Regions from separate parts of the Homo sapiens genome. Here regions 2 and 3 are each linked to region 1. Evidence: chromatin loops called from intact Hi-C (ENCODE). Cell type or tissue: PC-9. All regions are shown on one strand.

What was found. Peaks named below come from ENCODE experiments on the same cell type or tissue, not always from the same donor. Only the 100,000 strongest peaks of a DNase experiment are listed, where the experiment ranks them.
Region 2: it touches region 1 in a loop (5-fold over the local background); 42 of 110 quality-filtered maps call a loop at or near these places.
Region 3: it touches region 1 in a loop (11-fold over the local background); 87 of 110 quality-filtered maps call a loop at or near these places.

The regions. Positions count from the first base shown.
Region 1 is chr11:100,860,150-100,862,649 of GRCh38, reverse strand. All of the region lies in intron 4 of ARHGAP42 (Rho GTPase activating protein 42), which reads right to left. Among named protein-coding and RNA genes, the nearest start is that of SNORD13I, 73 kb to the left of the region's middle. In PC-9, no CTCF peak of the experiment used is centred here; a DNase peak (open chromatin) is centred at 1,219; H3K27ac peaks cover 1,785 bases.
Region 2 is chr11:100,927,577-100,930,076 of GRCh38, reverse strand. All of the region lies in intron 6 of ARHGAP42 (Rho GTPase activating protein 42), which reads right to left. Among named protein-coding and RNA genes, the nearest start is that of SNORD13I, 5.4 kb to the left of the region's middle. In PC-9, no CTCF peak of the experiment used is centred here; a DNase peak (open chromatin) is centred at 1,476; H3K27ac peaks cover 1,069 bases.
Region 3 is chr11:100,577,890-100,580,389 of GRCh38, reverse strand. No RefSeq gene overlaps it. Among named protein-coding and RNA genes, the nearest start is that of ARHGAP42, 110 kb to the left of the region's middle. In PC-9, no CTCF peak of the experiment used is centred here; a DNase peak (open chromatin) is centred at 1,169.

The DNA.
Region 1 (2,500 bases):
CACAGAATCACCACCACCAAAAAACTAAATGCAATAATATTAATGCTCAAGACCGGCTTCATTTCATCACAAATTTAACCTTCCAGTGAGCAGGCAAAGGCATAGTATACTGTCGGGTGTTCTCAGTTGATCTGTTCTGCAATTGAGATGTTTACAAAACAAAATAAAATGTTATTAAGACTCCTGCCACTGCAACTGTAAGATAACTTGAACCTCCAAATAAGAAAAAGATTTCCCAAACAGATGAAACTTACTCTTTTTGGGGGCTAGAAAACTTGGAATATGTGTACTAGGGAAAGAATTTTTCACAATGCTCTAATTCAATTTTTTATAAAAACACCATTGATGAAGTGAAAGCTTGTTAAGTCAAGGCTCTGAAATAAAATGGCTTCATCTGGGGAACATGTTGACTCTTTCAGATCAGCTCTGTGATTTGGTGCAAGTCACCCCATCATTTTCCTCATTTGTAAGCAGGTATAACACTAGTACCCACACCTCACAGTTTGCTGTGACTATTTAATTAGGTCACAGATTTTCACTGAAAGTCCCCGCCAATAAAAATTAGCTATTATTAATTTTGAAAAGACTCTCCTTGTGCTAGGATACCATGTTCTTGTCATTTCTTCTTTCTTTTGTTCCTTCCTTCTCAGCCTCCTTTCCTAACTTTCTTTCCCCAAACATCAAGTGTTGAGAGAGTTCTTTGGTTATAAACATCCTGGGTCCTCTTCCCGTCTCACTCTATTCTTTCTCAAAGGGATCTAATCTACTCCCATGATTTTAATAAGCACCTAGAAGATAGAATTCCCAAATGTTTGTTTCTAATTCAGATCCGAATACACACCTGCTAACTCAACATCACATGGATGTCTCAGAGGAGCCTAAATTTCACTCATCATGACTAAAAACTCAACTTACCATCATTGTCATCCAACATAAATGTGGCCTATATCAGTAGGTGGTTCAACAACCACCCAGTTATGCAACCTGAAATCCAGAGGGACATTCCCGAAACCTTCTCCTACTAACTTTCCAGTATGTAACCCACTTCTTACTGTTGTCATTTCACCTCTAAAATAGCTTTCATACATCTCCTTGTCCCCAGTTACTTTCACCCTCCTTATCTAAAGCCACTAACTGCCAGCCCCAAAACTGGTTTGCCCAGGTAGTCTGGCCTCCTATCCATGCATGATATGCATCTAGAATGACATTTAAAATACAAATATGATATCACTCTCCCACTTACGTTTCTATTGCTTATCACTGCCCTTAGGCTAGGGAGTAAAATACTGTGAGTCATTTATAAAGCTGCACACGTGGCCTCTACCTCCAGGGTCCACTGTGCTCCAAACATACTGGACTTTCTTCCACTAAAATGCCAGGCTCTTCCCTCCCCGACCAAGAAAACCTTCATTCATTCCCATATTCCATTCCCTTTTCTGGAATATTTGTAAGTTTTTTTCCCTTCCCACCATTGTGTCCCCTTTTTCTTCCTCATGACGTAGGTCTCTACCTAACACTTCTTGCAGAAGACATTTGTTGATTTCCTGGACAAGTTCAGATCCATTAATGATGCCCTTGTGAAGCACTTTTGCATCGCAATCCCCAATACACTTGTAATTACTTCTATGTCTGTTTTTCATGAAAGATAATAGGGACATACACACAGGAATCATCTCTGACTTGTTTACAGCTACATCCGTTCATCTTATCAAACACCATGCATGTCACGTGTGAGCCAACCATGAGACTGATAAATATTTGCTGAATTAATTAACATAAAAATGGTTCTGATTTTAGTCCTTCACTCGAAAATTGCTCACAATTGGTGGAGAAATGCACATAAAATTCTAATCAAGGCAAACTGTGTTAACTTCTTATGGGGAATATGTGTAAAGGCTATTCAATCCTAAGAAAAGGAAACCAAATAGGTTCTGGAAGGGGAACATCTGCATGAGAAAGGCCTATATAAGGAAGGGTTGTTTCTGGTGCTGGGATATGAAGTCTGGCAAGACTTCAAAAAGTAAAGGGTAAGAAGTATTCCAGAGAGAGGGAAAAGTTTGGGCAAAGACATGATTAGTGTCAGGTATATACAGAGCCGGGTGAACAGAAAACTGTGCCTGCTGGTGGGTAGCAAAGTTCAAAATTCCAAGTTGTGGAAAGCTTTCATTATCAAAATTAAACTGTCAAGCAGAACCACAGAAGGTTTCATCATTGGAAGAATGACATAATTGGAGATGGTGAAAATTTGTTAATATGTTAGAAGGAGGGTGTGGAGATCAATTAGTAGGCTATTTCAAATATTTCAGACAGACGTAAAGAGGAAAGGAGTAGAAATAATTCTGCATTAGAATGGACAGCACTGCTCAAATGGGGAAGGGATACGACATTGACTAAAAGGAAAACTCAAACAGGGTAAGAATGAGGGAAGGATGGGAGATGATTAGTTCTATTTTAGAAACCTTAAGTTTTATATGCTCCCATGATGTTGCACAAGTGGTTA
Region 2 (2,500 bases), 67 kb before region 1:
TCCTTTTATCACTGACGAAATCTCATATAGCACTTTATTATTCCCAAGGGTATAGAACCAAATTACTTGTCGCTCCAATAACCCAACCAGTTGGAAAAACTGATACCATACTTAACAGATAAATAATCTTTTAAAATAACCCCATTACAAGACAGAAAAGGAACAAATATTCAAAATTAAAAACTCGTGCTTCATGTACACTGTCATGAAAATTGAAAGAAAACTCACAGAATGGGAGAATATATTTACAAAAATCATTTATCCCATAAGGGGCTTGTATGCAGAATATATAAACAACTCATAATTAAATAATAAAAAGACAAATAACCTAGTTTAAAAATAGGCAAAGAAATTGAATAGGCATTTCTTGAAAGAAAATATATGAATGGTCAAAAAGCATTTGAAAGATTCTTATTAGTCATCAGAGAAATCGAAATCAAAACCACAGTGAAATCTAAGTTCAGCTCTCTAGGATAGCTAGACTCAAAAAGTGAGATAATAGCAAGTGTGTGTGAGGGACATGGAGAAACTGTATCCCTCATATATCACTGGTGGGAGTGTCAAGGGGTGCAGATATTTTGGTAGTTCGTCAGATGGTGAAACATACAGTTACCACATGACTCAGTAATTCCTCAAGAGAGAGAAAAACATGTATCTACACAAAAATTTGTACATGAACGTTTATAATAGGGGTCCCCAATCCCTGGGCTGCAGGCCAGTAAAGGTCATTTGTGGCCGGTTAGGAACCCAACTGCATGGCAGGAGGTGAGACCTGGGTGAGCTCTGCCTCCTATCAGATCAGTGCTGGCATTAGATTCTCATAGGAGAGTGAGGCCTATTGTGAACTGTGCCTGCGAGGGATCTAGGTTGCCTGCTCCTTATGAGAATCTAACTAATGCCTGATGATCTGAAGTGGAACAGGTTCATCCTGAAACCCTTCCCTCCTCACCAATTTTTTCATGGAAAAATAGTCTTCCATAAAACTGGTCTCTGGTGCCAAAAAGGTTGGGGACCGCTGGTTTATAACATTATTCATAATAGTGAAAAGGTACCTATCAACTAATATTTGGATAAGCAAAATGTGGTCTATCCATACAATAAAATGTTATTTGGCCCTAAAGGGAAATGAAGTATTGATGCATGCTTTCAGATGGATGAACCTCGAAAACCGCATCTGAGTAAAAGAAGTCAATCACCAAAGGGGCCACGTATTACACAATTTCATTTGTATGAAAGGCCCAGAGTAGGCAAATTAATAGAGACAGAAAATAATTAGTGGTGTTTCAGTATTAATGGTTGTGGGGTATACTGGGAATGATACCTAAAGGATGTGATGTTTATTTTTAAGGTGATGAAAATGCTTTAAATTTTTTTGTGGTGATCGTTGCACAGATCTGTGAATATACTAAAGTTCCATTGAATTGTATAGTTTAAATGAGTTGTCTGTATGGTATGTGAATTGTATCTTTATGACTTTTTTTTTTCTTTTTTGAGACAAGGTCTCACCCTTTCACCCAGGCTGGAGGATAGTGGCATGATTAGAGTTCACTGCAGTTTTGACTTCCCAGGCTCAAGTGATCCTCCCACCTCAGCCCCCAAGTAGCTAAGACTACAGGCGCATGACACCATGCCCAACTAATTTTTGTAGAGGTGGGGTTTTGCCATGTTGCAAAGACTGGTTTTGAACTCCTGGGCTCAAACAATCCTCCCGCCTCGGCCTCTCAACTTGCTGGGATTACAGGTGTGAGCAACCATGCCTGGCCTGAAGTTGTTTTTAAAAAATAAAAATAAATACTTCCCAAACACAAAGCACCATAAGGCACTATAAGAAATCAAAATGTTATATAGTTCCATCCTTCATATTTGGCCATCTAAACTTCTAAGAAGATTAGAAAAGTAGGGCAAAGTCAAGGCATCAATTTTCACACTGTAAAAGTGTCAGGCCTGTGAGTTAAATCTGTAGTCTTTGCAATTCCCTGCCTGGAGGAAACTTAGAGATAAACATCTTAAAGGATACCTTCAAAATGACTACAGATTGCTTTAAGTCTAATGCATAGATGTGCAAAGGAGTTCATGGCATGAAAACGAAAGCATATATAAATCGAATCAAATAAATAATGAGAAACTTGAAGATAAAAAGAGAGCCAAGAATGGAAAGTGGCCAGTCAATGCTGGCCTGGAAAAGACTACTTTTAAAATGGGAGGACAGAAGCACAAATGAATGAATGGACAATTACGTGCACTGATTAATAAAACAAAGCCGTGGCCATGCATCGCCTCAGCACTGAAAAGCGTCATTGGAATTCCTGAAAAGATGGATTTGTAAGCATTCAAGAGGATGGAATTCAGATGAAGAGGCCTGAGGTACACTTTCCTGGTAAAGGAACAGAGGCATTGACAATAGCCAGCTTATCTTTACAGCTCAATTGTAATAGAGAAAGTACTGTCACCAGCAAGCTGATAAAGCCCAGCAGAAGCTACATGATTGATTTCTACCAAA
Region 3 (2,500 bases), 280 kb after region 1:
ATCAATGCGAGGGACTGCTTTCATTATCTTTGCATCCCTGCAATGCTTAATGCCCAGCCTGGGATGGAGAAGGCATTCAATCATATTTGATGAGCTACACTGCCTGAAAGATGTGTGGCTTTAATTAAGGGTGTGTAGGGAAGAAGGTAGGAGTCTTAGGCAGTGGGTTGGTGGGAGAATGGTGGTTGAGGTGAGAACTGTTTAAGTAAAGGCCGGATGATTATACACAGAAGTTTAGAAGTTGTTTTCTCGAAGATCTCAGTCAACTGGAAAGACTAAAAAAGAAGCTTTTTTGTTGTTGTTGTTGTTGAAGAAAGAAATTCTAAATTTCTGAAGCTCAACCCTGCTTGTGATGTCTCATTTTATGTGAAAATTTGACTGGGCTAAGGGATGTCCAGATAGCTGGTAAAATATTATTTCTCAGTGTGTCTGTGAGGGTGTTCGTGGAAGAGATTAGCATTTGAGTCAGTAGACTAAGTAAAGAAGATCCACCCACCCTCATCAATGTGGTTGTGTACCTTCCAATCCCTTGAAGGTCAAAATTGAGCAAAAAGGTGGAGGAAGCATGAATTTTCACTTTCTCCTCTAGAGTTGAGACATCAATCCCCCTGCCCTCAAACATCAGACTCCAGACTTAAGCCAGTGACCCCTCCACTGCTGGTTCTCAGGCCTTTGGACTTGGACTGAATTATACCACTAGCTTTCCTGGTTCTGCAGCTTGCAGATGGCATATCATAGGACTTCTTGTGTGAGACAATTTTTATAATAAATTTCCTCATCTCTCTCTCTCTCTGTATATATATACTTATATATATATATATCAAGTACATATATCAAGTATATATATATATATACTTGATCTCTATCTATCTATCTATCTATCTATCTATCTATCTATCTATCTATCTATGTATCTATCTATCTATCTATCTCCTATGCTTTTGTTTCTTTGGAGAGCCTTAACTAATACACTGCTGATCATAGGAAAATATTGTATAAGCTCAGAAACCAAAGGCATGTCTAAAGAGTGATGTGAGTGAAAGAAATACTTCAAGGAGTGTTGAGACATAGAGTAAACCACAGAAGTGTCAGGACAATGACTACTGCCTTAAACAGTTTGCATGCGAAGCTGGGTCCCCTCATTGTTCTATAGAGCAAGGCAAGGCTTTCAAGGTAGTGGGTCCAGAATGCAGGTAATGCAGGGATCATTTCTTCCTAGGCAATGGCACCAGGTGACTCACTCCATAGCCCTCTCTGGTATTCCCTGGAGGAACAAAAACATGCTGCATCTGTGTAGAATTTCCATCCACAGTATTTCAGTTGAACCACTGTCAAGGTTAGAGGGAGCGCTGGCCTGCTTTCTCTGTAGCTCGTCTCAATAGGAGCTAGTGTGCTCAACTGGTGCCAAAAAATGAATTCGTGATGTAGATGACTAAAATAAAGCTGCTTGTGAAAAGCTAGTTTATACGCTGAGACAGAAACATAGTCTTAGCTGCAATTGTATTGACAGGGAAAAAATAAACAACAGAATAAATCATCAAATAACACTTGCTCCTTCTTTCTTCTCTACCCAGCTTTCCTTCTCTTTCATGCTCAACCCATGAACTCTTTGTGAGTAGTTTATTTTACCAAAGAAGTTGTTTGATCAACTTGGAGTAGATCAGCTGAAAATAAATGGATTTGATCGGGAGATGAGTGTCAAGAACTCTTTAATTTGAAAAAAGGAGGTTGGGGTGGTATTCACCATGGGGAGGGAGGAAAGACGTCATAATTTTGAGATATTCACTTGGCTTCCATTTCAAATAAAGTTAGTCCGTCATTCTCACACCAGTTGAAGGTTAAAAATCACTCCAGATTTTTTGCTGCTTACCAAATATAGCCTAGATATGTCAGCTGAAGGCAAAATAGGGTCAGATCTTCTTACAGGTTCTTTCCCTCTAGGAGATTATGAAGGAGAAATCTATTTTGTAACTCTCTAAGTAAGGCAAAGGACACATGATACCGATCTACTAAAACAGGCAATTTTAAATCTGAAAGGAAAATAGCTATAAGTTCTCCACCCTAATGTGTGGGATTATTTCATCCTTTGTCATGATACAAATATCTATGATATTAGAGAGGGAAGCTTGGTCTGAGATGTTATTCTCTTATCAAAATATGGCTCATCATCATTGAATCATAAGTTGATAAAATGCGATCTAAATAGTTGTTAGTAATCAGAATTTGGTTTTCCTTTGGCTTAGTTTTTCCTATCTGGTTTTGGTTTTATGGTCACCTTTCCAGCTATGAGCAAATGCTTAAAAAAAAAGATTAAGAAAATAAAAACACTATTGTGAAATATTGTTCAGTCTTCTAAATATACAGATTGTTCAGGAAATTGAGACTGAAGTTTGATATTATGCTAGAGACATATGCATTAAATACCAAAGCAGCACACAGACATAAAATGAACACATTTCATTCCTGAATGCCTGTTAAAGAAAAAAAAAATGATGATTCC